Linked DNA regions of Homo sapiens: region 1 is linked to region 2. Evidence: read pairs that join two places in POLR2A ChIA-PET (ENCODE). Cell type or tissue: CD4-positive, alpha-beta T cell. All regions are shown on one strand. Region 1 overlaps ST3GAL5 (ST3 beta-galactoside alpha-2,3-sialyltransferase 5). Region 2 overlaps POLR1A (RNA polymerase I subunit A).

What was found. Peaks named below come from ENCODE experiments on the same cell type or tissue, not always from the same donor. Only the 100,000 strongest peaks of a DNase experiment are listed, where the experiment ranks them.
Region 1: POLR2A ChIA-PET joins it to region 2 with 28 read pairs; 10 of 35 experiments call an interaction of 5 or more read pairs at or near these places.

What each region holds. Positions count from the first base shown.
Region 1 is chr2:85,851,005-85,856,004 of GRCh38, forward strand. All of the region lies in intron 3 of ST3GAL5 (ST3 beta-galactoside alpha-2,3-sialyltransferase 5), which reads right to left. Among named protein-coding and RNA genes, the nearest start is that of ST3GAL5, 35 kb to the right of the region's middle. RefSeq lists enhancers at 2,443-2,582, 2,593-2,692, 3,063-3,192. In CD4-positive, alpha-beta T cell, no CTCF peak of the experiment used is centred here; DNase peaks (open chromatin) are centred at 727, 2,367, 2,947 and 4,227; H3K4me3 peaks cover 3,301 bases; H3K27ac peaks cover 5,000 bases.
Region 2 is chr2:86,035,480-86,040,479 of GRCh38, forward strand. POLR1A (RNA polymerase I subunit A) reads right to left here. Exons shown (of 34, transcript NM_015425.6): 25 at 4,913-5,000; 26 at 3,848-3,983; 27 at 3,221-3,378. Among named protein-coding and RNA genes, the nearest start is that of POLR1A, 68 kb to the right of the region's middle. RefSeq lists enhancers at 440-499, 3,848-3,978 and a silencer at 1,170-1,219. In CD4-positive, alpha-beta T cell, a CTCF peak has its summit at 615; DNase peaks (open chromatin) are centred at 642, 1,162, 2,042, 2,982 and 5 weaker places; H3K4me3 peaks cover 891 bases; H3K27ac peaks cover 4,891 bases.

The DNA.
Region 1 (5,000 bases), 180 kb before region 2:
CTCCCAGTTTCAAGCCATTCTCCTGCCTCAGGTTCCTGAGTAGCTGGGATTACAGGCGTGCACTGACACACCCGGCTACTTTTTGTATTTTCAGTACAGACGGGGTTTCACCATGTTGGTCAGGCTGGTCTCAAACTCCTGACCTAGTGATCCACCTGCCTCCACCTTCCAAAGTTCTGGGATTATAGATGTGAGCCACCACGCCCAGCCCAAACTTAATTTTCTAGACTGTGGGTAGGGCACATTTCTCAGTAGTCACCTTCTGACTGTGACCCCTCCTGCGCCTAAGTGACAGTGGATGCAGTAGTAAATCCTGAGTGAGTTTCTACATGTCCTGGCAACGTCTAAAGCCACAGCAATTCCTTGTCCTCTTTTGTTTCAACTCGTTTAACAGATCTCCACTGATTGCCTGGAGACAGGGCTTTTTCTGTAGAGAGCTCACACAGAACTCCATCTCATAGCCACTCAGAACAGGAGGACCACATGGGCCATGTCCTCCACTCTGGGATGGTTTCTGTTCTTGCTTCAATGGTGCACAACCAGACATCATTGTCTTGGGGGCTTCCTCAGAGCTTGTCCCACATCTTTAAGTAAGTTGAACCGGCATCTGCTTCAGCTGCTCTCTTCCCCCTCCACTGCTTGCCCATAGCTCACAGCTCAGAAGAAAGTGCCTCAAGGCGAGTGCCGCACCTTCAGGAGCTGCAATGAAGAGAGGAAGCAGTGTGACTAGGCTGTGAGGACTCCAGAGCTCCCAGGAAGGCCTCAGAGGCGTCAGCTGGGGCCTGGGTGGCATTCATCCAGATGAGGCTCACTGGAAGCCAGGAGCTGGTGACTCTCTCGTAAAATACAAGAACTCCCGTTCGTCTTATATCCAGGGACAAAAATAAAGGTTTCAGTTTTTAACATCTTCCAGGCTGCGCTTGCAGGTTGCCCACAATTAAGACAAAGTAGACATCTGGTAGTGCCAATTGTTAATGCTGTGGCAGTGTGCCATAAAAACATCATGTGAAATTCACAGAAAGGTATTAAAAACAATCAAAGTAATTTTCCTCAGCAAAATCCCCACTTTCATTTCCACTCTGAAATCTTAAGGACAACCCTTCTCAGAAATACAAGTAAGTGGCATAATTCTTAGTAAAAGGCAATGTTCTATTGCACTTATTATTTTTTAAAAATCCGGAACAGGGCAGAGCATTCAGATTGAAAGAAAACTTGTGTCTGGCATTAATGAGATGTGGGAAGGAGCTCAATTCTGCCATGGATCACGTGATCTGGGGGCATCAGTGACCTTGTGGAACTTTCATTTCCCACACCTGTAAACTCTGGTGCTGGTCGCTTCTTCGCAGGTTGCTCTGATGCCCTAAGCATTTTGCCCAGTACCTGGCATGTGTGGAGACTTGTATGATATCACACAAGGACAATAACTGAGGGTCACGTTATTGACATATTTTACTCACATTTAAGTTATAACTCTTACCCAGTTAGAAGCAGAAAAAAATTTAAATAACCAAGTCATGGAAATAACACTACACTATAAACTCAACCAGTTGGTGGAAGCCTGGGGTGGGGTTGAGGGTGGGGACTGACTGCAGAGGGGCTCCGGGGAACTCGCTTGGGCCATGGGAATGTGCTAAAGCGGGATTGTGGTGACAGAGGCGTGGCTGCATAAGTTTTTAATACTCATCAAACAATGGGCTTCAAAGGATTAAATCTTATGTAGATTTCATCCCATCAACTGTTAGAAAAAAAAATAATCAGGAGATCTGGAGGCTGGACTCAGTTCTAGATTGATTTAACTAGCAGCGTCGTCTTTGTTAAAGCATTTCTCCCTAGGTCGAGGCTTCAGTTTTCTTACCTCTAAGATATCCCAGGAAGGCCTGGAAAGCGGGGAGCAGCACTAAGGAGAGAAAAGACTCGGTTTGAAGATGCTGGTGCCTGGGCTCACTGAATGCTTCAGCAGGGAGGGCCCTGCTTCCTTTAAAGGCACGGTGTAGGTCTGCAGAGTCCGAGAGAAGACGATGAAGAAGCGGCTGAGTCCATCTGGCCATAATTAACTGCACGCAATGCCATCCGCAGGGAGATAAGGTCTTTAGCTCTCAGAAAGGAGAGAGGGCCAAGTTCAAAATGCTGCTACTACACAGCCCAAACCGAAACTGACATCAACGTGCCCTCGTCTCTCTTAAAACATCTTTTGAGTGCAATTTCACATCTGAACCACACTTTCAAAGTGTCCAGGCATCCCTTCAGAGCCCACTGGTAGTCTTTTTAACAACTGGCACATTAAGGGACATATTTAAATAGAAAATACAAAACCCACAACTGCCACAGCCACACTTCCTCTGCTGCAGTAATGAAGGCGGGGACCAGCGTCACCAGACAATGCTCAAGTCTAGCAGGGCTGGCAGGGTCCCACTCACACTGTGGGCTGCTGAGTGGAACCAACAGAGCTAACAGGGCCCCACCCTTATGGCTCTGAGACCTTCTTCTGCCCATATACATCCACGATAATTCAAATTTGTCCACGTGCTCTTGTGGTAAGGATCAAATCTCCACTGACTGCCTGGAGACGGGATTTTCTTCATGGAGAGCTCACACAGAACTCCATGTCATAGCCACTCAGAACACGAGGACCACACGGGCCATGTCCTCCACTCTATTCTTGCTTCAGTGATGCACAAATTAAGGAGCTGCTTCGTGCTTAGTGTAGCATTCAAGGCCTTTTGCTATCTGGCCCTGTCTCATTTTCAGTCCCATATCCTGTGATCCCTCCTCCCCAAATCCTCAGTGATAGGCAACTCTTGCCATTCCTCTCATGTGCAAAGCATTCTGAGGCCTGCACTTCTGCACAAACCACCTCTTCTGCGTGGAAGGAAGCAGGATATCCTGTCAGGACCGTTTTGAAAAGTGGAGCATTTTAACAAGGTCAAAATGTTAAAAACCTACTTAAAAAAATTCTCTAGTAACACAATAAGACACCCTCAATTCCACCATAATTATAGCAGGCTTTCACTTTCTATTTTACTAGTTTCAAACTCACGGAGTTTTACAAACATGTTTGACTTACACAGCTGCCCCCCATTCCTTCCTCTTTCTCTATGAAAAATTACAGGGGACTTTCTCCTTTACTTATTTCCGTATTACTTGAATTTTTGGTGTTTTTTTTAAATAATTGAAAAAAGTAACCTTTTAGAAATCGCTCAGCACTGGGGTGACATGGTAGATGGACACTGTGGGCTGCTGCTCAGTTTTGCTTAAGTGGCTTTGGCTCCTTCTCCAGGCAGGTAGGTGTAGGACCAGGGAGGCCAACTCCCCCATCAGAAGTCCTCCCAACCCCCCTCGTCAGTGATTGGTCAGGAGTCCTCACTGAAGCCCATCAAGGAAGGGCATTGGCATCTATGAAGGCTACTATTGGTCCAGCCATGAGCTTAGGTCTAAAAATTGGCCCAGTAGCCTAATGAAAGGACTTACATTCCATGGTTCAGGGAGAAGGGGCAGGGAGCGGGTGCTGGGCTTTTCCCTGTCTACCAGTGGATGTTTAGGTTGAAGAGAACTATCAGTCCTGTTCCTCACATTAAACCTAAGGTGCATTACTGATGTACTCAAAGAATTACAAGTTATAACCGGATTTTCTGTACAATCTAGAGTTCACAGGTAATGGAAGATTACACTGTGATTCAAGTACTATCTCCCCTTCCCCCTGAAGTTGAATATATGTAAGTGCATATTAAGTAATGTAAGATGTTAAGCACACAGCCCCTGTCTCCCAAGACCTGGCCTGGAAAACAAGTGGGGAAGATGAACAGCTGAAATCCTACAATGATAAACATCAGGATTAAGGCATGAGGGGGCTCTCTCACACACACAGAGGGACGATCAGGGATAGCCTCTTAGAAGGGGTAACCGCTGAGCTGAGACTTGACTTAAAATACGAGTAACAGAAGGGCGAAGGGCAGGGAAAGGCTCTAGGCAGCAAAGAAAGAAAGAATGCAGCAAATAGAGGAAAGTTCTTTTCAACAAATGGTCCTGGGACAACTGGAGAACAACATGCAAAAGGATGACCTTGGACCCTGACCTCACACTGATATGGTTTGACTCTTTGTCCCCACCCAAATCTCATCTGGTAGCTCCCATAATTCCCATGTGTTGTGGGAAGGACCCAGTGGTAGATGACTGAATCATGGGGGCAGGTCTTTCCTGTGCCGTTCTTGTGGTAGTGAATGGGTCTCATGAGATCTGATGGTTTTAAAAATGGGAGTTTCCCTGCACAGTTTCTCTCTTTTGCCTGCTGCCATTCATGTAAGACGTGACTTGCTCCTCCTTGCCTTCTGCCATGATTGTGAGGCTTCCCCTGCCATGTGGAGTTGTAACTACAATTAAACCTCTTCTGTAAATTGCCCAGTCTTAGGTATGTCTTTATCAGTAGTGAAAATGGACTAATATACCATATACAAAAATTAATGCAAAACGAATCAAAGACCTAAATGTAAGAGGTAGTATGTTATAAACATACTAGAAGAAAACTTGGGACTAAACAATAGTTTCTTAGATATGACACCAAAAGCATAAATGACCAAAGGAAAAATAGGTAAATTGGGTTTCATCAGAATTAAAGACTTTTGTGCTAAAAATGATACCCTAAAGAAAGTGAAAAGACAACTTAGAGAGTGGAGAAAATACTTGGAAATCACATACCAGATATAGGGTACTGGTATCCAGAACACAGAAAGAACTCTTACAATTTAAGAATAAAAAGTCAAATAGCCCAATTAAAAATGGGCAAAGGATCTGAATGGGCATTCCTCCAAAGAAAACACACATACGGTCAATGAGAGCACATGGGAAAGATGCTCAGCATCATTAGCTATCAGCAAATCAAAACCACAATGAGATATCACTTAACATCTATCAGGATGACAGTAGTAAAAAAGGAAAGATAATAACAAATGTTGATAAAGATGCGGAGAAACTGAAACTCTGGTACCTTGCTTACAAGAATGTAA
Region 2 (5,000 bases):
GCAGAGCAGAGGAGATGGAATGAGGCGGAGTGGGGGTGCGGGGCTCAGCTGCTGCCACACACAGGGCTGCTTCCCTCAGCTGGGCGCCCCAGCCTGTCTCAACTTGTGGCAATGTCACGGCTCTGATGCTTTTGCCCCCAGCATTTCACATCTGGCCTCAACTCTAACTGCCCATCTGCTCCCTCCACCCTGTGCACCCTTTGGGCCTTTGCTTGAGCGGCTCACTCTGCCAGTAACTTCCCTGGCCAATATCTACCTACTGAAGCTGTACTCATCCTTCAAGGCCAGGCCTCAGCAGCTGTAACTCCTCCAAGAAGCCCTCCCTGATTCCCCCAGTTGGGGATGCCTTCTGCCTTCCCTGCCTCTTTTGGTGACCAGGACTTGTGGAGAACGTAGGAGGGAAGGAGGTGAGAAGGCAGAATGAATGGCTGGTGAGTAAGTGGTAGGCATGTGACCAGTGTGCCAGTTTTCCTGGAGGTGCAATTTGCCCTTCTATGGTTTTGCCAAGAGCAGGGGAACTAACGGCCCACAGTGACTGCCTTCTCAAGGTTGTGCAGCTCACCTGAATGTAGCAACAGAAAGGGAACAGGAGGGGCAGGGGCAGAGAAGCCTCCCGTCCCACGTAAATAATTACAAACAGAGCACATGACCCCTGGCGGTTTCTGAACGCGCCTGGCAACAGCTCCACCACCTGCTGTTTGGAAAGTCAGATTCACAGAAGCTACAATTACAGACTGTCAGCTGGGTCTTTTCATGGCTGGGGACCGGAGGCCAAAACTTACAGCCCCTAACTCCTAGCTCAGTGCTCTTTCCACTTCATCTCCCCTGCCACCTGCCAGACAATTTACACAAACAGCCCATGTGATGGGTGCCAGTGCAGAGATCTGGGGGGCCTTCTACGCTTGTATATCTCTACCTAGGGAACCATCTGTCTCGTGCTGTTTTTCTCCAGGCTCTGTCAAGGGTCTCATGACTCCACAGCTGGGAGAAGGGAGGGTGGGGGCAAAGAGAAAGAAAAAGAGGGTGGCAGAGAGGAAGGAAGGGGGAGGGATGGGAGAAAGGAAGGAGAAAAAGCTTCTTGGGGGTTGGCTGCTCTTTTGAAAGTGCACTCACACTTCCTCCCATTTCCTGTGGGCGGCCAGAGGCCTGAACACAGCTGCTCTGCTGCCTGGGGCCTGACAAAGGGAGTCCAGACCGCACCCAGCTCATCCACTGCCCCATCTTTTAGCTCTGCCTAACCCCTCAGCCCCATTCTGCTGAGTCCTTGAGGCCACCTCCACCAAAAGCTACTGCGCATGGCTTTATTTATCACAGATTTTCAAGTTCACAAGCAAAACACAGGGAGGAGTTGAAAAAGTACTTCACGGCTGGGAACAAGCCAGGGCTGTCCCTCATCAGGAAGAAGTCTTAAAAAGTGATTTCCTATTTTCAATTCCATGAGGTAATATAAGTAAAAAGAACCCCAGCATGGGCTGGCGCCAGCCTCATGCCGACCTACCTGCTGGGCTGGCCTGGGCCTCCTGTGAACAGAACTGGGGCAAAACATCTAACTCCGTCCACCCTTAGTTATTCTCTAGAGGCCATGAAATCTGAATTCCCATTTCCCAGAAAACCACTGCCAGGCCAGCACAAACGCCCCCTGCACTTGGTAGTTATGTTCCTCGCTGTTAATTAAGGAGCTGGCAGGCGGGTGCACACAGCACTCCCCTGCCACTCTGCCCAGTGCCCAGATAGCACAGAGGACCACTCGACAGAAGGAATGTTCTCAGCCCAGGCTGGCACCAACGCAGGTGCTCCTGAGGCCCAGCCAACAACAACTTCACCCAGGGCTCGTGAACTGGGGCAGGAAGCACCTGGCCAGTGACCCCCGTCCAAAGGACTGAGTTCACATCCAAGCTCCTCCACCCCAAGACCCACCATCCCAAATGCCACCTGCACAGAGGGCTGGCTCGAGGCCAGGCCCCATAAGGTGAGAGGGCAGAGGGCTGAGGGCAGAAAAGTCGTACTGTGTTGCCCACGCCTGCCCCCGTGACTCAGCGACGAATGGGCATGGCTCAGTATGTGTTTGTGGGATGGCTGAGTGCAGGGAGCTTTCTGCTTCTGCTCTGTCATTGCTTCTCTATCTGAGCAGCTCCCAGAAGACCAAGAACTGGTCTAGATTAGAGGCAGTGGTCAGTGGCCTGTGGCCAGATCCTGCAACAGATGAGAACCATCTGGGCCTTACTGGGCTTTTAAAAACACATGAATTAGTTGCTGATGTTTAAAAGTCAGGAGACCTCAATTATATAAAAGCAAAGGCAAGTAAACAAGTGACCCAAGAAAGAAAAAAACGTAGGGGGTGGGAAGCTTGTTTTCTTTCTTTTTAAATCAAAAGATGTGGCCCCCCGGGCCTCCATTCCTGCATAGTAACAGGTGCCCCTTGAGACAGGTTCCACACTCTTCAGTCTGCCGGGGGCCTCCAAGCCTGCTTCACTGGCCTGTCACCTGCTGGGCTATGCAGCCTTTTTGTGTTCACACTTCACCGTCTAGGGTTAGCTGGTGAGTCAAAAATGCTTCGTGGGCTCTTCCAGTCTTGCCCCAGTCCCCAAAAAGCCCATCCTCCTGCTCCCCGGAACTCAGCATTGTGGCCTCTGCTTTTCAAATATCTAACAGTAACTTGAACTTGAGACAAAAGTTCCTTTTCCCTACTGGACAGGAACTCGGGACAGGAACTCGAATTTCTCTGGAGGCAATCCTGGTTATAGAATGGAGATCTAACAGCAGCGTGCCACCCGCACATTGTTCATTATTCACAGAATCTAAATGCATCAGGAACCACATTATACTGCCTGCAGTAACACCCTAGCAAACATTAACAGCATGTGCTGCTCCGACACCACAGAAGCACCGCTTTGATGGTGCTCCCTTCTCTTTACCACACCCACATTTCCATGTCTTAATGCCTGCAAGCCCCAGAAGACAACAATCCTGACGTCAACCCAAGAGAAGAAATGGGCTCAGGGAGTGACGTGTGGCTAAGAAAGTCATACCCACAAGCCAGACTGTGGTCAGGTTTCCAGATCAGGCTGCAAGGCCCTCTGCTTCCTAAACACTTCCCTTGAAGGGCTCATTTGGGCAAAGGCACTCAATCTCTAGGAGCCTTGTGGCTAGGTGCTTCCTGCCCCAGTTCAAGCGCATTCTCTGGGTCAAGGTCAATGACAATCACAGCCTGAGCCCTGACCTTGTTTCCATGAAGCGCAGGATGTCCTCGGGTCTCAGGCACTTCTCCTGCTGGTAATATGCATGTGGCAGGAACTGAAACCGCAGCTGGTACACCTGGAATTTGTTCTGTTTTTCTTCCATACAGAAGGACTCCTGGACGTCAATTTTCTGCAACACCTGGAACCAGACGGACAGAGAGAACTTGACTTGTTCAGGTCCTAGGTGACTGCGCAATGTGAGTGGGTTACGAGACCCAAGGGTTTACAGAGATAGCAGCTGAGACCACAGGCCAAACCCCAAAGAAACCCTGGTGAGCTATACTGGTGTGGATCTGCTGGGGGGCCCACAGCCTGCAGTCACCTCCAGAGAGTGGCCTGAACCTCCTAGGAGTGGCCTCAGCAGAGCGGGTAGGCAAACTCAGGAAATGGTTTATTTTTCAGGCACAGGAGGATGCTGTGGAACTAATGACTCTCTTAAAAGCTTCCTGATCCATCTCTGCTCAGCACCTGGCAGAGACAGCTTATCTCTCATTGGTGGGAATCTGAGCCTAGGGTCAGAGCAGTAAGCAAAGCCTGTTCTTCACACATGGGGAGGATATAGGAACATGCCTTCACCCCGTCTGCAACCTGGGAAGGAGAGACGTTACCTCCCCCAAGCACACCCTGGTGAGTTGCTTCTTCAGGCTTTTCACTCTCTTCAGGGCTTTCTTGGTGTTGAGCACGGGCACGCTCATCATGGGTGTCTTGATGTTGGCGCTGGCCACCATGAGAATCTCCCGCAACCTGTCACAGAATAAGGGCACATCCAATCATGAGTGGCAACCAGACCTTCTGTTTGGGTGCAGCTTCTCCTAATGATGTCAGAGTTCTTTTGGAATCTGAGAGAGGCCTGGGGATCTCACAGGGATAATATGCTAGATCAGAGAATCCCAGCTCTGGCCTCGTGTGCAACAGTAAGGGACTCCCCTGTCAGTTTCCTCCCTGGAGGGCCCACTCCTTGTGCTCAGGGCTTTGTCTGATTCTTGTTTCCTATCACCTGTGCCTTGCAAACAACAGGTGCCTGCTGACGCTTACTGAATGAACAAGCGATGCAGGGAAGGCAACTAGCACCCACAGTGCTCCTGCTGAGCTCAGCCAGCCCTCACTGCCTGGATGTATAGTGGGTCCCAGCCTCTGGCCTTCCACAGAAGGACCCCCTGAGGTTTGGAAAGTGAGGTACCTGTCCAGAGTCTTTCTGCTAGAAAAAGGCAGGGCCAGGGACTGAATGCAGATGGGTCTGACCCCACACTCATTCCCCTTGTCCAGCACATATATTTACCTGAAGGGCCAGGGCCCAGGGCCACGTGGGGGCACGTTCTATGTGAATGGCTCCCCTGGAGTTGGGCAACCAGGCACCTTGTGTGGGGCTTGTTAACAATGTACGTTCCTGAGTCCTTCCCCCAGCAGTGTGCAGTCTCACAGGCATCCCCAGGAACGTGGATGCAGGAGTTGGCAGAGGAATAAATGGAGATCCTACCAGGCCTGGGCACCAAAGAAACCAGCTGGGCTCTGGAAATTCTAACCCTGATCCCCACTTTAATGAGACCCTGTCCCTCTCTCACACAGACACACTCTCTCATTCACACACACTCACTCACCCCCTCTCATTAAATGGCCCCTTCTCCAGGAGAGGCTAGGACAGACCCCACCCTGTGCTCCCTTGTGCCCCACACCTTGGAATGCCCAGGGTGACGTTCATCTCGCCTCTGCCTGCAAAGTGGAAGGTGTTGAGGGTCATCTGGGTGGAGGGCTCTCCGATGC